5 separate regions of the Mus musculus genome follow, and regions 1, 3, 4 and 5 are each linked to region 2. The links are chromatin loops, found by intact Hi-C in ENCODE. Cell type or tissue: heart. All regions are shown on one strand. Region 1 holds the start of Rab11a (RAB11A, member RAS oncogene family). Region 2 holds the start of Dis3l (DIS3 like exosome 3'-5' exoribonuclease). Region 3 holds the start of Tipin (timeless interacting protein). Region 4 holds the start of Zwilch (zwilch kinetochore protein). Region 5 holds the start of Snapc5 (small nuclear RNA activating complex, polypeptide 5).

Region 1 (5,000 bases), 400 kb before region 2:
CTCCGAATCCAGGTCCCTAATAGATAAGGGAACTCCTCAGACTTGCTGGTGGCTGTCTGGAAGAACATCTCGTCCCTGCTGACAATCCTCCTTCCAACTTTGGAAAGACCTTAAGGACAACCCTGAGCTTATTCAGATAATAAAAAAATAACATCTCTGCTTAAGGTCAGTTGATTAGCAATTTGAATTCCATCTGTAGGCTGAATGACAAACATCTGTTTCCCAGGAATTATTAGATGACTATGCCTCTGTGTGGACGGAGGTGGAGGTGGGAAGGGGCAGAGGAGGACAGCAGGGCCAGCCTGAGCTATATTCTGGGGTACAGAGGGGGAGTGAAACCACCTCAAACAACAAGAACAAAATTATTAGGAGATGCTGTGGCAAATTTCTTGAGTCTTAACACTGATATTTGCTAACATGGGAATTGCCATTCTTCTTGTGTTAAAATTTATTTAATCGGGCTTAGCTCGAAGGCCAGAAAATAGGACTCAAGATCTTGAATCTTTATGAGAAAGGGTGGGCGAAGTTCTCTTAATGACATCTGGAGATAGTGCAATAGATTTGTGGAGAGATTGAGTGGGTGAGGAGTGCCTATCCTTAACTGAAGCTGAGGGTATAAAATTCCAGCAAAAGGAATCAAGTAACAAACTTTCTCCAAGGCTAAGAAAAACCAAAGAGTTCAATAGGTCTCCATGAAGATCAGATACTACTGAATTGACAAGATTGATTAGTGTAGTCTTCATAGGTAAAGGCTACCTGTGGTTCAATCCAAGAGCAGATATAACAAGGTTATTCTATTATTCAATATGAGCTAAAGAATACAATCAATATGAGTTAAAAGTATGAAGAAAAGGGAGCAGGTTCCACCGAGATTTGAACTCGGATCGCTGGATTCAGAGTCCAGAGTGCTAACCATTACACCATGGAACCAGCACGGAGGCAGCAGTGCCTTCGGGTCTCTAATGCTGACAAAACTCCGCCCCCAACCGGAAGCCAGATACTAAAAGATTTACACTTCGCTTCTCTGAATGATTGGGGAGAAGAACAAGCCAAAGGCTCCAAGGACCATTTTAGGATTGTTTTTCCTGTATGCCTTCCCAAAGCCGGGTGAGAATGTGGTGTCCACTCCTGCGCATTCCACCCTGCCTAGCTTATGGGCGGGGTGCCATCTCTCCGGAAGTACTTTCTGCGAGGGGCTGGGGCCTTCCGGAAGTGACGCATACAGGGCGGGGCTCGTCACCGGGTCCGGCAGCTGAAGCTCCTCGCTCGCTCGGGTTACCCCTGCAGCGACGCCCCCTGGTCCCGCCGCCGTTGCCACCGCCGCTCCCGCCCCTCAGCTCCTCGGCCGCGCCATGGGCACCCGCGACGACGAGTACGACTACCTCTTTAAAGGTGAGGCCGTGGGCCAGCGAGAGCCCATTTGGGGCCCGAGACACTCCCGGGGGACCCGCGCAGGGCCAGCCCTGCCCTGGTCGGAGTCCGCCTCGGCGCTTCCTTCCTGCCGCCCCGTCGGGGGTCCCGCCGCTCGTCCGGGTTCCCGCGCCCTTGGGAGGCCTGACGAGCCGCGGCGCCCCTCTCTGTATGTCCTCCCCGATGGCTGCGTCCCTCACGGCCGTGCAGTTCCTTCCCTGGGCGTCTCGAGCCCCTCCTCTTGGATGCTGCTGCTCGTCTCACGTCCCCCCTCTGACAGGCCCCTGCCTGGGCTGAGCACCCATATCGGGACACCCACTGGCTCGGGGGGCGGGGGTGTTGCTTTTTCTCTTTTCTGTTCGTTTCCCTTTTCTTCCCTTCCCTCCTCGTGAGCCTTTTCCTGGGCTTCGGCCAGATTCGCCCGTCCCCGGGCCCCCACCCCCATCCCCGCAGACCTCGAGGTCAGTACCCGCGGACTGTCCCCTCCCTCCCCACAGACGGGCAACTAATGTTTAGCACTCCGGAGCGACCTGGCTGGTGGGAGGGAGAGAAGGGGAGGGCAAGAGGGGCTGTCCATCACTCCTGGCGTTCATGCACTTGTCGCAGTGTCCAGGCAAGCAGATGACTTCCCACCTCGCGTTTTTCTTTTTTTTTTTTTTTCCCCCCCTTTTCATCTCTGTCCCTGCCTAGCTACAACCAGACCGGGATAACTCCTTTTACTTGGCTTTCGAGAAGGGGCTGCGGATGGGTGGTGGCTGTTATCCCTGCCAGACCTGAAGGCCCAGTTCCCGAACAGGAAAGGTTGTGCGCTGCACAAATACTAGCGAGCTTATCACTGTGGACTGGTTGCTTCCTGCTGCAATACTGGGAGGATCCGACAGGAAGGGAAGAACCCTGGTTGGTCACATACCTTTCCCAAACAGTGAGAGAGGGTTATAGTGCTAGCGTGCCCTTTTAGTGAAATCAAGAATTTATTACAGGATGGGGGGAAATGTGGAGCCGGTGGACAGAACAGGGAAGAATGTAAATAGAGACTTGCTTATGGGTTGAGTCCGCGAAGAAGCTGAAGTGAAAGGATACAGTTCTCAGTGACGAGAGAGTACAGTGAACGCTTTTTTTGTTCATGAATGCGCTCTCACTTTCGTAGCCTTGCTCTGCTCCTGAATTAGAAGGGCAGCCATCAGTAATTTGTTGAACAAAGATCATTGCCAGTGAGGAAGAAGCCCTTGCTTTTAAAGCTTTTCTGGGGAGGGTGGAGTTTCAAGAGTGTTAAGCATGGTGAGTGTTCCTGGCTTTGCCATTGGGTGCTAAGAGTGATTGGACTAAGTGAAGAAGCAGGAAACATTTCCAAATTCTTTACAAGTCTTGACATATTAGCTGCTAGTACACCCTTATCAAAAGTTACTCCGAATATTCTATTTATAGAGTAAGTACCTTCAGTGTTACCCTTACTACCATATTGGAAAGTAATGTATAGATAAGAAGGCACCAAACCTTAAAAATACTACTAGGAAAGCAGGCCTTGGCGGTATAGGCTTTTAAAATCCCGGCATTTGGGAGGAAGAGGCAGGCAGTTCCAGTCCAGCCTGGTCTACAGAGTGAGTTCCAGGATAACCAGGTTACATAGTGAGTCCCTGTCTCAAAAAATAAAATAAAATAAGATAAAATTAAAAAAAAATAAAAACAAATAGGAGACCTAGGATGTTTATTTAAGGCATTTGAGATTATTTGAAATTACCTAAATCCTAAGGTTTAGTCAATCAAGGGAGTTTTATTTTTAAGTACTTTGTAATGGTGGTACCTTTTGAAGTTATTTCTCTTATTTGGTTTGGAATGTGAATGTTGGTTATAGAAAACTTTATTTTTTCTAAGAATGTTAATTTATCCTAGATTGGCCGAAGGAATTAAAGTTTAATTTTTAGATTAGACCATCCTCTGATCAATGAGAAAACATGGGGGTTTTATGTTTCTTTGCCTTGTAACCTTGGAAAAGTTAACTTTTTTTTGTATTTTTTTACTTTTTGAGATTATGATATAATTATACTATTTCTCCCAGCTCAACTTTTTTGAGCCTCAGTTTCCTCAGTAAAGGAAATACTGTGATACTTTTTGGGGAGTGAGATTATAAAACTTAGCTCTTGTGAGGACTCAGTGGTTATAAATGAAGTTATAGTTCTTGTCCGACTTTTGAGCTATAAATCTTTTAAAATTTTTTTATTTTTATTTTTTATTTTTTGGTTTTTTCGAGACAGGGTTTCTCTGTATGGCTCTGGCTGTCCTGGAACTCACTTTGTAGACCAGGCTGGCCTCGAACTCAGAAATCCGCCTGCCTCTGCCTCCCAAGTGCTGGGATTAAAGGCATGTGCCACCATGCCCGGCTCCTAAAGTTTTTAAAAAATTGTATTTACTGACTTGTGTATGCTAGTGTGTACTATAGCACATGTTGAGGGTAAGAGAACAAATTTTGGGAGTCAGTTCTTTTCTTCCACCCCGACAGTCTCAGGGATCAAATTCATGTCATCAGGCGTGGTAAGCAAGCATCATTCCCCACTGAGCCACCTCACTCACTAATCAATACATCTTTATAAAGAACATGTAAATTTTAATAAAGAAGCACAGAACCAAGAAACTTCTGAAATATTTTGTGTCTATGTGGGTTCTGGTTTTATTTTTTTGTATACTTTGCTGTGTGAGACTGGGTGTTTAAAAATTCTGCTGAGAAGAGTTTCCACTTTTTAGAAACTGCTACAGGATATGAGTCACTTTATTTTTTATTTCAACACTGATTACTTAGCCAATTTTTTACTTATACAATTACTTTAAAATGATTTCATTCTACAGAGATTTATTCACTAAGATGAACCGTGGCATTTCAACTTTGGAGGAGGCTAGCTAGCACACTTAAGTTAAGGCGACTGGGGTTTGTACGTGGAACACGAGCATGTTTATTAGTATGGGGTGGATTAGTCTAAGTGGGAATGTAATGTGGGCAGAGAGGACAATGCTAAATGATGCATTCTTGAAGGTTAATTTTTACTTAAGCATGGCTGTTTAAAAACCTGTTAATCTTGTACATATACAATGTAGTTAAGGTGCTGTGGGGCACAAGTGAGGTAGTTGGGTATCAAGACAGCCAAAGTGGCACTTCCTCAGCACAGCTGGGTGCGTAGTCTACCTCCCCTGGCTTTATCTTCTGAGTCTCATTGAAGTCCAGGTGTCACGAGTCATCAGCTGATCGGCAGTAACACCCACCGACTTGAAGTTGAAGCTTGGTGGCTTTTCTTTCACAACTTTCGGCTTAGCAACTCAGATTCTGATGAACCTGGAAAAACGTGTCTAGACTTTAGCCTTATTGATGCATTTTATTTTAAAGACTTGGTGAGGTTGGACTGTGAATGTGGTTGAGATTAAAATTATCTTCCAAGCTTTTGAAAACCAGTGTGAAAATAGTAATTTCAGGTGGTAAATTTTAAAGCTAATATTCTGTAGGTGAGGTGAGAAGTTAAATTTTAGTACAGAAAATGAGCTTGCTAGAGAAGTATGAAACTAAATGTGGGCTGAGCATGGTGGCTTATGCCTGTGATTACAGT
Region 2 (5,000 bases):
CATGTCCTGATCCTGTCTCAAAAAGGCAGAGAGAGAAAGGAGAGGGTGTGAGGGGAAGAGAGGCTAAGTACCAACTAAGCTACAGCCTTATTTTAAATACTGATAAAAATCAACTCTCAATAAAACTCTAGCTATGCTCTATTCCTTAAAGGGTGGTTCATTTGCAGACAATTTCTAGCTACAAAGTGCTGAGGAGAGATATTAAGGGCAGATTAGTACCTAATCAAAGTCGTTCTTCCAATCCATAGCATCAGTGGCTTAAAAAAGATAGGAAGGGAGCTGGGGAGGGATTGGTGGACAGTTATCTAAGGCATTTTTTATGTAGAGAACAATTTTGGCTACTCACTGTCCTCTGGTCTCTCTGGAACTGACTCCTGTATTAGACAGGGAGAGCCTCTTTCACTGTGGAGAGCTTTAGGGACTCTCCTTGCACTGTCTGGTGCCTGTTTGCCAGCTCTACATTATTTTCCTGTTTGTGCAAGTCTACCTTGAGTTTCACCAAGTGATTTGACACAGAGATATGAGGAGGAGGAGGAGACCATGACCCTTTAGCATTCCCTTAGGGTGAAATGAGAGACTGGTCCTGGTTTATTTCAGCTGCGTTGGAAGAACCAGGTGTTTCCAGCCAACTGGGCCAGCCACATTAACCAAAGGTTGCCAAGCAGTAAATTCCTTTGGTGCAGGCGCTCTCTCTTTTATTCACCAGTGACTAGATGATGCTTAACCTGCTTTGAAGTTGAGCAGTTTCTAGCTTCAAGATTGGTTCTGAAACATAATAACTAGGTATCCTTGGGCACTTAAGCTCCCTTAATGCAGCCTCACAGCCTATAAAATGATACAAATAAACACCCACTCCTTTGATTTAAGGAAGCTAAATGATACTCTTGCTCCAGTGGGCTCAGTGCTTGGAGAATCCAGGGTGTGTGGTCTCCCAAGATACCGTCCTTTTTGTCAAACACTACAAGCACAGTACTTAGAGATCATGTCAATAGCGGCTCTAAGAAGTCCTTTGCCCGAGGCTGCCAGCGCTATAAAAGTTGTAGAGTGTTTACCCCAGAAGGACTGGTTTTCATTTTATCTGTAGTGTTTGAATGTTTACGTGTATTAAAATTTAAAATAAGCATATTTTTGAAGAGGAAAACCGGTTTGGCCAGCAGGGTTACCAGCTTTTTTGCTGAGCTTTTCAATTCTTTCAGATACTGCAAAAACAAGGACGAGAAAACTCTACAGTTATTACCTCTGGTTTTTGTTTTGTTTTTTGTTTGTTTTTTGTTTTGGTTTTTCGAGACAGGGTTTCTCTGTGTAGCCCTGGCTGTCCTAGAACTCACTCTGTAGACCGGGCTGGCCTTGAACTCAGAAATCCACCTGCCTCTGCCTCCCAAGTGCTGGGATTAAAGGCATGAGCCATCACTGCCCGGCATTACCTCTGTTGCTATGGCAGCCCTTCGCACACGGGCCTGTGGGTAGAAACAAAGTAAAAAAAATAATAATAAAAATAAAAATAATAATCCTTTTACACTCGACTCTTAGACTACCTGCCACATCCTACCTTCACACCCGAGGATTCTTCGGGTGAAGTTTATCTACACTTTTCCCGCCCGGGGACAACTAAGGCACAGAGAGGAATAAAAGGCGCGAGTAGGACTGGGCCCGGAGGATTCTCAGCCCTGGCTAGGTCGCTCCCGGTAGCGGTAGCGGGAACGTGAACGCTGCTGCCTGCCCGACCAGGCCCGAGGGGCGGGCCTCAGGCCTCGGTCTCGCCTGAGCCTGCCGCCTGCCGCCCGCCGCCCGCCGCTTCCCGGCCACAGTGCCGGGCGACGCCGCCAGCATGCTGCAGAAGCGGGAGAAGGTGCTGCTGCTGAGGACCTTCCAGGGTCGGACGCTGCGGATCGTGCGTGAACACTACCTGCGGCCCAGCGTGCCTTGCAACAGCCCGCTGTGCCCGCAGCCTGCCGCCTGCCGCAACGGTCAGAGCCGGGGTGGACCGGGAAGGCCCGGGCGGGAAGAGCGAGGGAGGCCGGAGCCGGAGAGGGAAGCCGGGGCTCGGAGAGCGAGAGAAGCCGGGACTCGGAGAACGAGGGAAGCCAGGACCAAAGGAACGAGGGAGGCCGGGGCCTGACGTAGCGAAGGCTGCCGGGCGCGAGCGAAGGGACCTGAGGCCTGAGGAGCGAGGGTGGCAGAGGCCCAAAGAGCAAAGGGAATCCCGGCCTGGCGTCGCGATGGCGGCGGGGCCCTAGTGAAGGAAGCGGGACCCAAGGAGAGAGGAGAGCGGGAAGCTGAGCAGCGAGGGCGGCTTAGCGCTGGCATCAAGGGCGGAGCCAGACCCTCGCGGACTGTAGGCAGCCGGAGCGAGCATAACCGTCTGGGCTCGGCGGTACTGGGGCAGCCGGGAGCGGCCCTGGAGCGTCCCCGGTGCGTCCAGTCTTCCCTCCCAGTGGCCGGCACAGGCAGGACCGGCCTCTGCAGCCTCAGGGGCGCTCCTCTCCGGACCTGCCTGCTACAATAGCCGGGCTAAGTGGAAGAGCCTGCAGGCACCGGATGCTTCGGTTTTTCCAGGGGGACCTAAGGGCGTAGGCACCTCCTCCTTTCTGCCCGAAAATGCTATTGGCACCTTACTCCTGAGCGTATTACGCTGGCTGGACATTTGACATTGCCTGCTCTGCTCCTGCCAGTACGCAGACCCTCCAGCTGTTTGTTACCCCTAGTGGGAGATGAGCGTGAGGGGGTCTTTTCAGAATACATGATTGAGGTCACAGCTTGACCAAGGTGTCAGTTGAGTGGAAGCCCATTGATTGAACAGCGCATCCTTTTTAGGACGTTCTCCTCAACCCTAGAACCGTGTAGCCGTGTTAGGAAGCTTCAGACCGAATAGCCTTGGAATTGTTAGATGCTTACAAGGGGTCAACACACACACACATGTGCACTCTTGCCCTTACATATATATACACGTGTGTATATGTAGATAGAGATATAATGGATATGTAAGTAGCCAACGCAGTCAGTGCTCATGCATGTCTGTGATGGCTTAGTAGAAATTTAGTTTCTTCCAGGGACGTACTTGTTTTTAAAATATCATTCTTTCGAAGAAGTGCTGGCTACAACATAAACCATGTTGGGCTTGTATTTAATCACAGCTGAGGGGAGGGGGAGCAATGGAGCTGAACTTTGAGCCTCCACCAAAGTAGATTTGTCTTGTCTTTTAAAAACTTCAAGGTGAAATTAAGATGAGAAGTTATTTTGCACACCGGGAGCACTGTGACATTGAAATAGTCATAAACCAGGTTTGAAAATGTTACCTAATGGCTTCCACTCTGAATTATGTTTCAGATGGGAAGCTCCTGGCTGCCGAAGTCACTCATTACGTGATCCCAGACTGGAAAGTTGTCCAGGATTACCTCGAGGTTCTGGAGTTCCCGGAGTTGAAGGGAGTTATTTTCATGCAAACGGCCTGTCAAGCTGTGCAGCACCAGAGAGGCCGGAGGTATCTGTTTTGCATTATTTATTTATTTATTTATTTTCAGTACCGGTTCCCCTGCCCCCTTTAGAAAAGGTCCCTTGTTAGAGGGAAAGAGGAGGAATTCATTATTTTGTCAGAAAGGATTTTTGAAACTAATTTGGTATTCTCTTTGCTGGTGAGGAATGTAGTAACATTTTATATGTGTGCTTCAACACCTGGCCAAAAGATCTGACTGTAGATCAATAAACTGCTGGGTCCCCGGGATGTACATAGTTAAGATTCTATGGTGAACTGGCTTCTGGTTTACATTTTCATAGGTAGCACTATTATTTCTTCCTTTTATTTTTGCTAATAATATATAGTATTTAATCTTATTCATAGGTACATTGTTTCAGGAGCATTCCTTTCTTTGGAAAAGAATACTTTTAAATCTTATCTTCCTCTATTGTAGAAGCAAACTGTACTTACCGTGATTTATTCAACGAAATTAAAAATAGCTCTTTCTGATTTTTAGATTAGTCCTGTAACTATCAGCCATAGTAATTGTATTTGCTGAATAAAACATTTCTAATTGGACCAGTTTAAAATACTCACCTTGCACCTAAATGAAAGAATAATTGCCCCTTTCTGTGCAAATTTCTTAGAATACAGTTTTGCTTCATTTAATATTTGGAAACTTTTATGAGAATAGCATGTTAGAATTATATACCCAAACCCTCAACACCCCAAGGTATTTAACAAGCAGAAACTGGATTTATTCTGTTTTTAAGATGTTTTGGTTTCTTCAGCTTTTGGTAGTAAAAGGTAAAGTTTTCTTTATTTGTGTATGAAAATGATAAATTGTCCTGATGCTTAGTTCAGAGAAATATACATTAGCTAGAATGTACGTGGGTTTTTTTTTCAAATTGAATATTTTAAAATGAGCTTGAAGTTGATTTTATTCAGACACAGACATATAGATGTTTACACACAGCCAGGTTTAAACACTGCTGCAGGTGTCGTATTTCAATTTCTTTTACTAAAATCAATTTGTTGTTACCATTCAGCTCGCTCACACACAGCAAGCCTCTTCAACCTCTGTTTTCTAAAATGTTTTTAATATTAGGATTGTTTTGAAAACCAATTCCTGGGACAACCGAAAGCAAAGAGTTGGAATTTAAATGTCCTTTCTCCTGAAGGTTTCAGTAGTTAAGTTGATGAAGAGCTCCTGCTCTTGGGTTTCGCTGTGCTTTTCTGTGTCTACAGGGAAAGCAAAAGGTGAAGAATTGGCAAGTAGGCCCCACCTTTCTGATTTTTCATTAGAGGAGCACTTTGTCAGCTTGCACTGTACTGTTGGTGGCTTTAAGGTAAACCAAGTGCCAGGATACAGGCTTACTCAAATGCAACGATATCAGCCCTGTTTCTAGCAGAAAATGTTCTCCTGATACCCAGGAGCCAGGCCTGGTGGCAGGTACCTGTGATCCCAACAACTGTAAAGTAGAAGGTTCAGGAGTTCTATGTAAGTCTCAGCTATACAGAAAGCTTGAAGCCAGTACAGACTACA
Region 3 (5,000 bases), 59 kb after region 2:
AGGAACAGTGATACTCATTGTAGTCCTAACACTCAAGAGGCTAAAGCAGGAACCAGGAGGCCAGTTAGGGCAAAAGTCCTTCTCTATACACACAGTGGAATCCACAAAGCCCTGAGTTCAATTCCTAGTACCTCATAAACTACCTTGGGGCAAGGCAGTGCATGGACTTGTAATCCCAGCCCTCAGGAAGAGAGAGAGGATCAGAAATTTGTTATCTTCAGTTATGTGGCTGCGCCAACCCCAGACCAGCTTGGGCTACAATGAGAACCACTATCTTTAATTAGAAATAAAAATCTCCCGCTGGAAAGATGGCTGGGGTGGTTAAAACACAAATTGCTTTTGTAGAGGACTGAGTTCAGTTGCCAGCACCATACTTATATAGCTCACTAATACCTATAACTACTGCTTCAGGGGCTTTGACATCTGGCCTCAAGTGTACATATCCCCCAAGATACACACTCTTTTTGTTTGGTTGGTTGGGTTTTTTGTTTTGTTTTGTTTTTTCAAGACAGGGTTTCTCTGTATAGGTCCTAGAACTCAATATGTAGACCAAACTGGACTTGAACTCAGAAATTCACTGCCTCTGCCTCCCAAGTGCTGGGATTAAAGATGTGAGCCACCACTGCCCAGCAAGATACACATTCTTAAACCTTCAAAATTTCCTAAATTAAAACTAAAAATATGGGCTGGAGAGATGTCTCAGTGGTTAAGAGCACTGACTGCCTTCCAGAGGTCCTGAATTCAATTCCCTACAACCACATGGTGGTTCACAGCCATCTGTAATGGGATCTGATGCCCTCTTTTGGTGTGTCTGAAGACAGCGACAGTGTACTCATGTAAAAAAAAAAAATCTTAAAAAACAAAAACAGCTAAAGATATTATACTCAGGACATGTCTAAAACATCCCCAAAACTTCTAAATTTATTACTTCTTTAAATTTATGTTTGTTGTATGTATAATAAGAGTGCATTATGTGCCACCGGGGGAGGTCAAAGGACAACCTGTAATGACAATTTTGGAATTGTGGGTTTTGTTTTTTTGGGTTTTGTTTTTTTGGTTTTTCAAGACAGGGTTTCTCTGTGTAGCCCTGGCTGTCCTGGAACTCACCTCTATAGATCAGGCTGGCCTCGAACTCAGAAATCCGCCTGCCTCTACCTCCCAAGTACTGCGATTAAAGGCATGCCCAGTGGTGGTTTCTTTTTTAAAAAAAAAAAAAAGCACAGAAATGGGCTGGAGAGATGGCTTAGCAGTTAAGAGCACTGACTGCTTTTCTAGAGGTCCTGAGTTCAATTCCCAGCAACCACATGGTGGCTCACAACCATCTGTAATGGGATTCAATGCCCTCTTCTGGTGTGTCTAAGCAGCTACAGTATACTTACATACATAAAATTAATAAATCTTTTTTTTAAAAAAGCACAGAAATATTATTTCTTCATTTTAACTCCTGGTATGGGAATTGGCTGCTTCAGATTGCCCACAGCAGCTGGTATGACAGGCCTTGAGCTCTAATGCTGTAACGGCGATTCTGCTAACTGCAGATAGCTTCCTCAGGACTTTTCAGAGGGTAAAGGCCAGGATTGACTGCTTGCTGTTGGCTGTGGTTTTGTTTAGTGGTGAGCAAGAGAAGAAATAACACATCCTCAAGGTCCTCACCTTGCCTCAAACATGCCCCAAGGAACTTGACACTCCTCATCTGCAGGGTAAAGATAATGTTGCCATTTTTCCCCCTATCCTCTCGTTTTTTAGGGAGCCTAAAGGGTAGATTAAGGGTAGAGAAGGGTGGAAGAAAGAATCCACAAAGTAGCAAAGGACTCTGTGGGTAGAGTCAATTCTTTCCTTCCAGCTTTGCATGAGACCCAGGGATCACACTCAGTAAGGCTTGTTCCCCAGCACTATATCGCCTTTACTAGCTGTCCCCAATTCTAAATTTGTGACCGTAAATTTATAAAAACAAAGTACTGGCTCCTGATAATAAACCGCTACGTCTTTGAGTACCTTTAAATGTGGGAACCAAGGGTAGATTATAACTCTACCTAGGACCACTTGGCCTGGGTTCCAGGCCCAGAACAAGCACCCCAATCCTCAAAACATCTAGTTAGTACACTCAATCCCATTCTAATGGGAGTTTGAGAACAGGACTTAAAACTACAATAACCAGCAATTAACCAAAAAAGCACAGTGGGGCTTATCAGTAAACTGGTTTCTCTCAGTGTTTGTAAAGAATTAGATGTTCACAGCCCTTCCTTCTCTCCTTGACAACTGTCACACGTGTTTTAGACACTAACGAGTTAAGTCTCTTTCCCCCTCCAGGTCCTCAAACTCCCAGAGCAGTGTGCGTGACAAATTCAACATCCGATCCACAAGTCCTTCCCGGACCTGTTTCCAACCTACCGTTTTCCCTAGTTGTCAAAACAGGAGCTCCTCGCCCTAAAGGAAGTCCCACCACCCTCACTCTCGTCCCACCGTCGGCGCCAGCCCTAGGGATGTCACCTCTCCCTCGCCTCCCCTCGAGTCCGCTTCCCAGCCTCCCTCTCAGCTAGGTCCGTGCGCGCGGCTCCGGTGCAGGCCCGCCATCCTCCCGCGGCGCCTCCCACCCGCTCCGCCCGCTCCTCCTCAGCCCCGCTTCCGCCTGGCTCCTGGGTGAGACCCCATCTCCCGCGCCCCGCGCCGCCTTTGCAACGCGGGCTCCACTTCCAAAATCTGCGCTCACAGAAACCGGTCTCACCTCACCTAGACAGCGGCCGCCGCCAAGCGCGCCAACACCGCTTCTCGCGAGACTCGGCTCCGCGAGACAAGCTGAGAAATTTGGCGCCAAGGGTAGGCGAAGAGGCGTGGGAGGAGCCTAAGGGTCTGAGCCCCGCCCACCGCGCTCGGAAGCCCGCCTACCCATCCGGAATGTCTGGGACGGCAATGAGTTCTGGGCGCTTTATTAGCTCCAGAAATAGGTCTCCGGGTTTAGAACACGAACGATGGAAGCCAGGCATAATAGTGCACGCCTGGAATCCCAGCACTCGGAGGCTGAGGTAGGAGGATCGCCACAGGTTCCAGGCCAGCGTCTACGAGAAAAAAAAAAAAAAGAAAGAAAAGAAAACTGATTTGTAGAGGAGTAAAACGTAGTGTCAAACAACTTTGGCTGGAAAATTACTGCATCTTCAGAATAGCAAAATGCCACGACTATGAATTTTGTTAATTAAATAAAGATATGAGGAAAAGATTGTAGTTTGTAGTTAGGGTTAGACGTGTAGACCCAAAGAAATATGTCAAGAGCTGGAGAGAGGGCTCAGTGACTAGAGCCCTGACTGCTCTTCCAGAGGTCCTGAGTTCGATTCCCCAGCAACCACATGGTGGCTCACAATCATCTGTAATGGGATCTGATGCCTTCTTCTGGAGTGTCTGAAGACAGCTACAGTGTACTCACATACATAAAATAAATCTTTAAGAAAGAAAAAAGAAATATGTCAACAACAAAAAAAGGAGGGTTCCCTGTTTTCTTTAAAAGTATTGAATCCGGCCGGGCGAGGTGGCACACGCCTTTAATCCCAGCACTTGGGAGGCAGAGGCAGGTGGATTTCTGAGTTCGAGGCCAGCCTGATCTACAAAGTGAGTTCCAGGACAGCCAGAGCTACACAGAGAAACCCTGTCTCGAAAAATCAAAAAAAAAAAAAAAAAAAAAAAAAGTATTGGATCCAGTGTTTACCTTTAATCTTAGGCAGATCCCTGGAGTTCCAGGCCATCCAGTGCTACACAGTGAGATATTGTTTCAAAACAAACAACAAAAAGGGAGGGCAGGGTTGGGGAGATCCCTCAGAGGGTAAAGGACTCCCCCACATTGCATGATGAGCTGAGTTCAGATCTCCAATACCCAGGTTAAAAAACAGCTTGATATTACCCGGAATCCCGATTCTGAGAAGGCAAAAATCAGATTCCTCCAGCTGGCTAGCCAGCCAGCCAGGTTTAACTGATGTGTTCCAGGCACAGTGAGAGACCCTGTCTCAAAGGGGGGGGGGGGGGGCTGAGACATACAGATGGCTTAACCATTAAGAGTACATGTTGCTCATGTAGGGGACTCTAGTACACTCACATAGTGACACAGCCGTGTATGATTCCAGGGTATCTGAGGCTCTCTTCTGACCTCCAGAGAACCAAGCACTCTGTAGATTTATGTATGTATATCATGGTTTATGTATGTATGTTTATATGTGTGGATATGTATGTAAATATGAATGGTTTATTCATGTAGTTATGGGTATGTATAGATGCATATATGGTTTATTTATGTATGTAGGTTTATTTATGCATGGGTATGTATGTACACAGGCATATATGTATTACATACACAACCATACATATAAAAGTATTTTTTAAAGATCTATTTATTTATTATATGTAAGTACACTATAGCTGTCCTCAGATACTCCAGAAGAAGGCATCAGATTTCGTTATGGATGTTTGTGAGCCACCATGTGGTTGCTGGGATTTGAACTCGGGACCTTCAGAAGAGCAATCGGCACTCTTAACCACTGAGCCATCTCTCCAGCCCCACAGGAAGTCTTTTTTAACAATGAGATTGTGAGGGAAGCAACCAGTGCTCACCTCCTGATTCTGTACCTCACACCCACATACAAAATAAAAGCAGAGCTGGGTGGGGCTGGAAAGATTGCTCAACAGTTACGAGTATCTCGTGCTCCTGTGTTAACTCCAAAGATTGGAGGAGAAAGAACACCGACCCAAATCATCATGGCCAAATTAATTAAAGCAAGCTTTTTCTTTATTCCTGCACACCTAAAAGCGGGGATCAAGAGATCAGCCTTGGGCGTGAGGAAGACAGGGTTTTTAAAGCTCTGGGGTGAGTGTTTCCAATGGAGGGGGTTGGTGAGGAAATAGGCAGGGTTACAGGAGGAGAACATAAGCATGACGCATGACACGTTAGTCGTATCGCCCTCCTGACACACAGACATAATTACAAGGTGGTCATACAAGGTTGACTTAACCTTTTTTTT
Region 4 (5,000 bases), 170 kb after region 2:
TGTTTTTCCTCAAGTTGGTGTGAACGAAGTTCACAATATCTGGTCGAATGGGAGCTTTGAACACAGCTGGCAAAGTGACATTCTTGCCAGATGACTCTCCCTTTTCGGAGTACACCGATATGAGGGGACGGGCACAAGCCTTGGAAGGAATAAAAAAAGTAACTAAAACAGAGGAAGTACCATCTCCTGTATTTGAAACCTAGATTTTAAAGCCCACATTATTAGTACTTGCAAACAGATATGACTCCCTGGGGACTAGGAAGGCAGGTGTTAACTGTGTGAGACAGGAAATACAATGCCAATAAAACCATATAATGTTATAATAATAATAATGGATTCACTTAAAAATAATCAAGAGTACTTATATTGACAACATTGGAGACACATTCATCCCATAATTAAATGTCAAGAGCTTGATATCTGGAGACAAATATGTAAATACAGAAGTAAAAGTCCCAATATTTGAGGCCATATACAGGCCAATCTGTGGAATCAGTTTGAGGCAAGTATTGCTTTGCAGGAGACCCCAAATTCAAGCAACACAGTAAACCACCACTGGGTTTATCATTTCAATAGTTTTACAGCAAAAGGACAACCTGAAAATCTATCAATTTTAATGAGAAACAAACTTGGAAGCAACATTATAAAAACTGTTCATAGATACTGTTTAATGAGGACATGTTAAATTAATTCTACCCTCACCAACTTCAGCAAAGCTGGCCTGCTCATTTATCCAATGTTCCAGACCCCTTCAAATTCAGAAACGTTTTGATACTCTGAAAGACTCTTAACTGAGGATTCCACCAGCACTTAGGTCTGACCTATTTCCCATGTGCCCTTCCAGATACTATACCATCTCTTCTACTATACCCCCCTTTAAGTCGTCTCACAATAGGACAACCTATCTAGTCGGTTTAACGATGAATCTAACAGTCTCCAAATTACTGTGGTCAGAACAACCTTAATCCATCTACAGATAAACATTCGTGGTAAAACAATATACTAATTACTACTGAAAACTCGCTTAAGATTCAAAGGTCTAGATTACATCATATAAAGTAACGAAGACATGCATTTCCAGAAATTGTCTTAAAGAGGTGAAGGCAATCTTCCTGGAAAGCATAAATTCAGATATCCTTCAGCCCTTTTCTTTGAAGACAATTTCTCCGGACTGAAAGCACATGACCCGCCACGGCCTGTGCGGAGTTGTCATCGGACGATCTCGAACCCCTGACAAGTCTCTGGCATCAAAACGCTCGGCTTCCAGCAACCCTGCTTAGAACTAAGCAAAGCTTAGAACTAAGAAAAGCTAAGATCCCAAAGGTTCCTCTACCATCCACCTGGCGCTGTTGCCCACGTTGCCTCTAAGATGGCTGCCTCAGCGCCCACAACTCAGCTCCGGCCAGAAAAGGTGCTAGGTTTCCTTTCCCTCGTCTCCTCTCTGCAGATTCCATGTTCTGAACCTTCGCCCTCCTCTATAGCCGCCCCCCAGACCAGGGGGAAGCCCAGTGTAGAAGACCTCCACTCACCATGACGGGGAGAGGAGAAGGCCACGCTCCTCTCTACCCGGCTGCTCCCACAGGAAAAGGAAAGACTTGTCACTTGTACTCTATATATCCTTCCACTCGTCTTCCGCATCCTGCCCCTTATCAAAATCAAATTAGAGACACGATCTATCTTTCTGCTACATGTAAAAATTTCAAAAGGTAATATTATTGCGTGACGTGTGTTAAAATTATGTATTCATTTTTTTTAAAGTTAAAAAGAGTGATTAGAAAGGAGGGACTCTTTTTCGCGGAATAATTCGTAACTCGTCACAACTCTCGCGAGAATTATCTTTCTCCTCATCCCGCCCACCCTCATCATAACATCTCTTTTAGTCCATTTTTTCCCCCCTAACAGAAATGGGAGACTTTTGGAATAGTAAATTGAGGGGATGCTCTACTAAATTAAAGCAATGTGTTAGCGTTGAGTACAAACCGAACTTAAAGCGTGAAGTAGTTCCGGCGGGGCGGGGTCATGGCCTCTGACGTCATTGTCTGGGCGCGCAGTTCAGTTTAACTTCTTAGCAATGGACGGAGGCCACGGCGGTATGTGGTCGCGAATGAACCGCGCGGCGGAGGAGTTTTATGCTCGTCTCCGGCAGTGAGTTGTGGTTGGGGAATGGGATGGTACTTGTCCCTCCCCTGCCGGTGGTGTTTGCCACAGCTGGCTGCCGGCTTTCCTGGACCTGGGATGTGAGAGGCAGCCAGGGCTCTGCGGAGGCCTAGGCTACTGCCGGCCTCCGGAGAAAACACCCGAGCTTACCCAAGGGAGGCAAGATGGCAAAGCAGTGTACGGATTGGACTGATGTACACGCTTCTAAGTAGAGGCTCCTGGGACACAGAGAGCTAGATGTCATCGGGCCTCAAGCTCAGAAACGGACAGAATCCGCATCGACCCTCCTCGGCAGCCTCCTGATGCCGAGATGAGAGGCGTGAGCCGTGCCACAAATTCACTGTGTTCCCTCAGTGAAATTCTGTCAACTTCTACATCCTGTGTGAAAATCTAAGTCAGCGACTCACATCAGAATCACCCACAGGGTTGCCAAAATATACATTGACTGGCTCAGCCTCTGAGATTTTTGATTTCGTAGGCCTGATGTGAAGACAAAAAACTTTAATTCTAGGTGCAAGGTGTTGCTAGTTGGGTATAGCCCATTAGTCTCTAAATGCTATCATTTTTAACTGCCATTATTGCCCCTCCTGTTTACAAAAGCAGTAATAATTTTTCACTACTACAGGAAAAGAACTAATGTGCTTTTGTTTTTTAAGATAGTTTCAGAGCCCGGCGTGGTGGCGCACGCCTTTAATCCCAGCACTCGGGAGGCAGAGGCAGGCGAAGTTCGAGGCCAGCCTGGTCTAGAGAGTGAGTTCCAGGACAGCCAGAGCTATACAGAGAAACCCTGTCTCGAAAAATCAAAAAAAAAAAAAAAAAAAAAAAAAATAGTGTCTCTGTGTAACCCTGTCTGTCTTGGAACTCAATCTGTAGAGTAGGCTGGCCTGGAACTCAGAGATCCGGCCGCCTCAGCCCTCAGAGTGCTGGGGGTCAAAGGCGGGAGCCACCACTGCCCAGCTAAAACTAGTGGGTTTTAGTGGTTGGGTTTTTGTTGTTGTGTTGTGTTTGTTTTTTTTTGTTTTTTTTTTTTTTGAGACAGGGTTTCTCTGTGTAGCACTGGTTGTCCTGGAACTCACTCTGTAGACCAGGCTGGCCTTGAACTCAGAAATTCACCTGCCTCTGCCTCCCTAGTGCTACGAATAAAAGCATGAGCCACCACGCCCAACAAAACTGATGTTTTTAAAGAAGCTAATGTCTTTGAGCTCAGGAACTTGAGTTGTTTTTAACTGTTGTGGTATTTTGCCATGGTGTTAAGTACTTTATTGTTTTAAACCCAAGATCTCTGAGTTTGGACTTGTAAACATCGTGGCCCGGTGTCCAATGTGCTGTCCTTACAGGCATGTACCATTATGCCCAGCTTTTGAGGTTCTGGAAATGGCTTCACACATTTTAGGCAAGCACTGTTATTCCCGAGTTATGTTCTCAGCTTCTATGGTTGTTTTATGTCTGTTTTATCACCTCCATTGATACAAATTTATTTAGATCCTTTATGCTTACTAATTCTTTCCTGGATGTTTTCATCTTTCCATGCATAAACTCTAGAAGTTTTCACTTACTGTATCCCTCTCCGTGCCTACTGAAGTTTCTTGGTGATCTCCAGGGCTTCACCACAAACCTAGGAAGAAATTACCATTCTTGCCGATGTGGCATTTAACTCCAGAATTCTTCAAGTTAAGAGTCCTAAACTTAAAAGACCAGCCAGCTTCTTTCTTTTCATCTTTCCCAGACTCCCAGCCACTTCTGTTGTTTTAATTCTTCGCTGAGGATCAGAGGTGGGGGTCTTGTGCATGCTAGACAAGTCTCGTTCTTGCCCATCTCCAGTGTTCTGTTTTGGGCCATAATCATGTCTCTGAAATGTTACAAGTGATTCACAGTTCCTGTCCTCTCAGAGTTCTCAGTACCCTATAACTGGTAGTTTACTCTACATTCATTCAAGACTAGTTTTGTTTGCTATCCCCAGGAACTAGCTAGAGTGTTTGATAAACAATTGCTGAATAACCAAGCAATATCTTGGGCCAGAGAGATGGTTCAGTAGCCACCAAACATGGCATGGGGCCCACATAGTGGAAAGAGAAAATATCTCACATATTGTTCTCTGACCTTGACAAATACACACATACCACACATACATACATGCTTAAATAAATATAGTAAAGAGTCTTGTGCAATATAACAAAAGTTGACCTATCAGGCTTGTTTTTTGTTTCTAGATCAATTAGGTCAAGTATCAGATCAAAAGATGCGAACTATTCTGATATAACTGTTGGGCTCTTTCAGTAACTAGAGCTACTTTCCCTATAGCTCAGGCTGGCAATACATTTTGGTAATTTATTTGAGTCGGCCAGTGTTTTATAATTTGTGTACTTTGAGATCACTACTAAATGCCTTATGAAGCAGCTGAGCAGTGAAGAGCAGCACTTCTAGTGATCCACAGCTCTCCACACAACTCCAGCTGTGGTGACTTCTGGTGATCCACAGCTCTCCACAACTCCAGCTGTGGTGAGAGGGTGCAGTGTCCTATTCTGGCCTCTAAAGTTACATGCTCACCCCAAATCCCTAATTAAAAGGGCAAATCTCTCTCTCTCTCTCTTTTTTTAATAAGTCCCAGACTTTTTTCTTCAAGGCAGGGTTTTCCTTTTTAGACCTCACTATCTGGGCCACGACCTGGCTAGAAACTTTTTTTTTTTTTTTTTTTTTTATTTATTATATGTAAGTACACTGTAGCTGTCTTCAGACATTCCAGAAGAGGGAGTCAGATCTTGTTACAGATGGTTGTGAGCCACCATGTGGTTGCTGGGATTTGAACTTCGGACCTTCAGAAGAGCAGTCGGGTGCTCTTACCC
Region 5 (5,000 bases), 160 kb after region 2:
AGAATTAAGCCTCAAAACAGCAAATTCTTTTTTTTTTTAAATATTTATTTATTTATTATATGTTAGTACACTGTAGCTGTCTTCAGACACTCCAGAAGAGGGCATCAGATTTCATTAGGGATGGTTGTGAGCCACCATGTGGTTGCTGGGATTTGAACTCGGGACCTTCGGAAGAGCAGTCGGCACTCTTAACCACAGAGCCATCTCGCCAGCCCAGCAAATTCTTTTTAAAATCAAATCTCATCATGAGTTGGAGAAATGATTAGCAGTTAAAGTACTTGTTGCCTGCAAGGTGATGGTGGTGCACACGTCTAATCCCAGCACTCAGGAGACAGAGGCCAGCTTGGCCTACAAAGTGAGTTTTAGGATAGCCAGGGCTATACAGAGAAACCCTGTCTAGAAAAAACAAAACAAACAAAAGAGTACTTGTTTCTTTTCCAAAAAGATCCAAGTTTGAGTACTAATACCCATGCTGGATAGCTACAAGCCCCAACTCTAGGGTGTCTGATGTTCAATGGAGACGAACTTGCATTCACACACACCTATAAAAATATCTTTAAAGTTCAATTTTAGGTTCATCTTTTTATGACTTTCCTCTTTCTCGTTTCTCCCATTCCTGGAAAGCGGTGAGAATAAGTCCTTCATGTTTACTATGATCTTAACTTACCTACCATGCTCTTTTAGAAATCATCAGTAAAGTAACTGTGTAGGCTACATAGCTTATAAAGAATTCTCAAAGCACGGTATATTCAGGAACACTGTATTGGCTCTGTTGAAGGCAGTTGGTAAGCGTGAGTAGGGTAATACCTGCACCTCATCCTTAGCTTTGTACTTGAAGCCACACTTAACAGAGCAGCGACCATGACATAGTCCTAAAGAGAGCAGAGTTTCTAAACAGGATACGAGTGCACATGCCTGTAATCCCAGGAGGAGAGAAGAACATACGGTGGCTAGCCTGGGTACAAAAGACACTGCTTCAACAGAAGCCCCACCACAAACACACAACAACCACTGCTAGCTTGTTGGGGTTCCTTTGAGTAGCTGGAAAGGATGGAGTAATCTGAGACCTGGGTAGGCGAGGCATATTGGTGTACACTAGAAGAGTAGAGGCTGCCTAAACTTGACAAAGTATAAAAGATAAGCTATTGTCTGGATGATTAATATAGATTAGCTAATTACTGAACTACAAATTATGAGGGGCTGGAGATGCAGCTCACTGGTAGCGTACTTGCTATTGTCTGGATGATTAATATAGATTAGCTAATTACTGAACTACAAATTATGAGGGGCTGGAGATGCAGCTCACTGGTAGCGTACTTGCTTACCTTGTATGAAGTCCTAGGTTCAGTGTACAATAAATTCGCCCAGGCCCCCAAATATTTGAATGGTACTTCCCAGAGTCCTTTGGACTTGGTAATAATGTGCCATACAGCATTTGCCTGCCCAAAGAGCTCGGGCACAATGGGACTCTACACTCTCTCTGGAAGTCTGTACTTGACTAAACTTACATCACATAACTGTTCAGGTGCAGGCTGAGAAGACAGTGTCTCGGTCCTTCCTCGAGAATTTATCATGGATTGAAGGGCTAATTCTTCAACCTAGGAAAGAAAAGTCAAAGATATTTATTTCACTGAGTATTCTGCTGGGTTACTATAGTGAGTGAATTCCACTAGATGCCATATAGGTTGGCATCCCTGAACTGCTCTAGAAGGGGAGGGCAGCTTTACCTCCTCACCCCTTTCTTTCCCTATGAAGAGGTTCTTTGTAACACTGGCAGTCCTACAACTCAGTAGACCAAGCTGGCCTTGAATTTACAGATATCTACTTGCTTCTGCCTCCAAAGTGCTGGGATTAAAGGCAAGTGCCACTACACTAAGGTTAGAAATGTGGGAGGCAAGGGGATCATAAGTTTAAAACTAACCTGAGCTACACACTAGGTTCAAAGCATGCTTGGGTTACACAGGCGAGACCACTTCTCCCCTCCCTCACCCCAGGAGACAGCTGGTTCCACAGACACAGATGGATGTCCTATGATTGAGCTTGTCTACTCATTAATGAGAAAGTAAAGGCAGAATGTTAAAAAATGCACGTGTTTCCTGGTGCACCAGGGTAACTGCGTTTGGGAGGTCATCTTCAACACACGATCATGTACTTGTAAGAGGTTCTGTTGCAATAAGGGTGGGCAGTTTATAAATGCCCTGAGAAAAACTGCATATCGTTTTTTTACCACAAGTATACAAGTTCAGTTTATAAAGGGCTCCTCTAATCCTCATGTCACTTACATTTAAAGATCTTGCCCATGAGTGCTGACCAGGGATTACCATGATCATTTCACAGGGACCAAATTACCCCTATGTCTAGGACGTGATCAAAGCGCACCTAAATCTGCATCCGAGTCATTCTCTGTTCCCAGAAGAGTTACTGGGAACTCAAGCGGACAAGTTTCTTTCCCAGACTTCATTCGCGCCTCAAGCGGGTCTGAGATTCAGTACTAGCATGACAACACTAAAGCCCCCTCTAGTGCATATAAACAGCAGTAACCCGTGAGCCGGCGTGCTGGGTCGGGGTAGATGCGGGCTCAGGAGCTAAACCTGCTCAACACCTAGCGGCCTGGAGCTGTACCGCCGCGCTCCGTCGACGTCCCGAGGGGCTAGAGCTGGAAAGCTGTACGCTCACCTTGAGGCGGTTCAGTTGGTCGTGTAGAGCCGCCTTTAGACGCAGCAGGGTTTCCTCCTCCTTGCGGAGCTCCTGCAGTCGACTCAACATCCCCTTCCACTTCCTTAGGGCGCTGCCTTCTACTAGGCGCGCGGTGATGACGTCACCGCCGACTGCGGAGACCAGCGCCGGGCTGAGGGCTTACTTTCTCGTAGCTGTTTTCTGAAGGGCCAGTAGGGGCTTAGCTCCCACGATCTGAAAACAAAGTGGAATCCCAAAGAGCATGGAGATTCTTCAGTCCCTTGGTAATCCCTCACAGTAAATTGGCCCCACAGGCTTTAGGATAGCATTCATCTCAGCACCCTGTCACCTACTTTCCAAGTGACTTTAATCTCTGCAAAGGCTACTTATGCAGGCAGGAACCAAAATACCCAAAATACCTAAGCCTAGTAAGGACAGGAATGCTACTAACCTTTAGGAACTGCCTTGTCTCAGGGAGTGTTTTTACCCACGCTCATCATTATCTGCTAGCAGTTTTAACATCAAGGCAAGAGGAAACGATGATAATTCTAGGATGATCAGACTGATTCATACAAAGAACACTGCACCTCTACAGACACAGTGGCCATAGCTGTGGTGGTCCCGCCATTCCCTTTTACCATCATAGGCCCTCTAGTGGCTACCATAACTACACACTATTCATAGGACTTGGCCCCTAGCTATTTATCCCAAGTTCAGTTTATAAAGTAGACTACCATGTGGAACAAAGCAGCCTAGAGAATGAAATTTTATTTAAAAAATTTTGTTCTATAATTCTGATGACCTAAGTTTGACCATGAAGTCTCACATCTTGCCACTTGTTCTTCAAAAGGTTAATTTCAAGGGGCTTGGAAACATCCACAATTTAAGAGTCACACAAGGGTTTGTCACCACATGTTTGATTTATTGAAATATGCGGTCTCTACTTGCTCTCTGGAATTTAACAATTTTTAATAGTTTATGCAGCTGGCTTCTTTTCTTCTGTAGTAGGCTTCTTCTCTGCTGGTTTCTTGGCAACCACCTTTTTCCCTGCAGGCTTCTGCTTCTTGGCATCCACCTTCTTTCCTTTCTTGCCTACCGCTGGCTTCTTGTCTGCAGTCCCCTTCTCTGGAACAACCTTCTCGGATTTGGTTGCCAGTGCAGTAGCTGCTGCTTCCAGCTTTTTCACACGAAGTTTGTGCTGCAACAAAAACAAATAGAAAATTAAGAATCTTATCTTCAATGAGCGCATCGTGGTTCACATCTTTAACCCCAGTACCTGGGGAGGTAGAAACAAGTGTGTGTGGTTGGGGGGGGGGGGGGCGCCAGCGTCTTCATAGTAAGTTCCTGTCTTGGAAGGGGGCAATCTAATAAAAAAAAAAAATTGACACGCCAAACTGACTTACATTTCTGGCCTGGCGAAGAATGGTATTCCTGCGCATAGTCTTGGCGTAAGGGTTCAGCTTCAACATGATTCTCAGGTTCTTCAGTGGATTCTTCTTCAAGACTCTGCGATGAATCTTCTTGCTATCAAGAGGTAGCATTCATTAATCAACATGTATCCCTTTAATAGTCAAGGGGTCGTATCAAGTGTTAGACCTTAAGTTTTAAAACTCTACCGTGGTGCTCGGAGGGCTCTTTGGATTTCTGGGCTTTTCAAGATTCTGCTAAGGTCGGTGTTCATCATCTTGTGCATGGGCAGGCTGGGGGGAAGGAAGAGAGAAGTCCAAAGTCTCATTCTCTAACTGAACACAAAGCAGTACAAATTTTAATTTAAATGTTTCAACTCTCCAGATACAGAATAAACCTTTACATCTTCATTTAATAATCACAGGTGAGGCACATCCAAACAATGGAAAACGCAAACAAAATGTGAATGCAGAACTTATGGAGGATGTTAGTGCACACATTAGTCATTGACGTGTAATAAATAAGGGAAAACTCACTTATAGTTACTCTTGAGGGAAGCAGCCTTCCGCCAAGTGCCATACAGCTCATCCAACTTCCGGAAAGCACTCTCCGTCCAGATGCAGAAACGGCCCACATGCCCACCAGGAGCCAGTTTCAAAATGTTCAGCTTGCTTACATTAAGCAGAGTAATACCTTTAAGAGGAAGCAGAATCAGGAAGCCTGCATGCCCAACAGGAGAAATACAACTTCTATGGCTCCTCAAGCTACCTAGGGCACTTAGAAGCTCAAGCCATCATGGCTGGCGTAGCTCACTCACGTAGGACTCAGAACTTCCACAATATCATGTTATTTCAGAAACACGGACCATGAAGTGGAATTTCATCATAACCAAGCTAAGTGAGCCTGCACAGAATAGG

Evidence for each region. Hi-C counts contacts between places; a loop is a spot of excess contacts. Peaks named below come from ENCODE experiments on the same cell type or tissue, not always from the same donor. Only the 100,000 strongest peaks of a DNase experiment are listed, where the experiment ranks them.
Region 1: a loop joins it to region 2, with 6 times the contacts of the local background. A loop is called at or near these places in 8 of 42 quality-filtered maps.
Region 3: a loop joins it to region 2, with 2.1 times the contacts of the local background. A loop is called at or near these places in 7 of 42 quality-filtered maps.
Region 4: a loop joins it to region 2, with 2.6 times the contacts of the local background. A loop is called at or near these places in 2 of 42 quality-filtered maps.
Region 5: a loop joins it to region 2, with 2.9 times the contacts of the local background. A loop is called at or near these places in 2 of 42 quality-filtered maps.

Annotation. Positions count from the first base shown.
Region 1 is chr9:64,733,976-64,738,975 of GRCm38, reverse strand. It overlaps Rab11a (RAB11A, member RAS oncogene family), which reads left to right and starts at 1,220. Exons shown (of 5, transcript NM_017382.5): 1 at 1,220-1,392. The coding sequence starts at 1,353. It overlaps n-TQctg9 (a tRNA gene), which reads right to left and starts at 930; the gene lies at 859-930. In heart, CTCF peaks have their summits at 1,320 and 2,288; DNase peaks (open chromatin) are centred at 1,215 and 2,215; H3K4me3 peaks cover 2,541 bases; H3K27ac peaks cover 2,167 bases.
Region 2 is chr9:64,337,960-64,342,959 of GRCm38, reverse strand. Dis3l (DIS3 like exosome 3'-5' exoribonuclease) reads left to right here and starts at 1,703. Exons shown (of 17, transcript NM_001001295.2): 1 at 1,703-1,967; 2 at 3,328-3,481. The coding sequence starts at 1,829. In heart, a CTCF peak has its summit at 2,444; DNase peaks (open chromatin) are centred at 1,729 and 2,399; H3K4me3 peaks cover 2,188 bases; H3K27ac peaks cover 1,661 bases.
Region 3 is chr9:64,279,378-64,284,377 of GRCm38, reverse strand. Tipin (timeless interacting protein) reads right to left here and starts at 2,793. Exons shown (of 8, transcript NM_001324557.1): 1 at 2,731-2,793. In heart, no CTCF peak of the experiment used is centred here; a DNase peak (open chromatin) is centred at 2,777; H3K4me3 peaks cover 1,895 bases; H3K27ac peaks cover 1,903 bases.
Region 4 is chr9:64,169,963-64,174,962 of GRCm38, reverse strand. It overlaps Zwilch (zwilch kinetochore protein), which reads left to right and starts at 2,032. Exons shown (of 19, transcript NM_026507.4): 1 at 2,032-2,145. The coding sequence starts at 2,072. Rpl4 (ribosomal protein L4) reads right to left here and starts at 1,576. Exons shown (of 10, transcript NM_024212.4): 1 at 1,530-1,576; 2 at 1-139. The coding sequence starts at 1,532. In heart, a CTCF peak has its summit at 2,162; DNase peaks (open chromatin) are centred at 1,522 and 2,102; H3K4me3 peaks cover 3,173 bases; H3K27ac peaks cover 2,265 bases.
Region 5 is chr9:64,177,097-64,182,096 of GRCm38, reverse strand. It overlaps Rpl4 (ribosomal protein L4), which reads right to left. Exons shown (of 10, transcript NM_024212.4): 7 at 4,620-4,776; 8 at 4,293-4,376; 9 at 4,080-4,200; 10 at 3,535-3,874. The coding sequence ends at 3,653. Snapc5 (small nuclear RNA activating complex, polypeptide 5) reads right to left here and starts at 2,800. Exons shown (of 3, transcript NM_183316.2): 1 at 2,677-2,800; 2 at 1,509-1,598. The coding sequence starts at 2,766. It overlaps LOC115487261 (a small nucleolar RNA gene), which reads right to left and starts at 4,974; the gene lies at 4,904-4,974. In heart, CTCF peaks have their summits at 2,568 and 3,334; a DNase peak (open chromatin) is centred at 2,786; H3K4me3 peaks cover 1,520 bases; H3K27ac peaks cover 1,270 bases.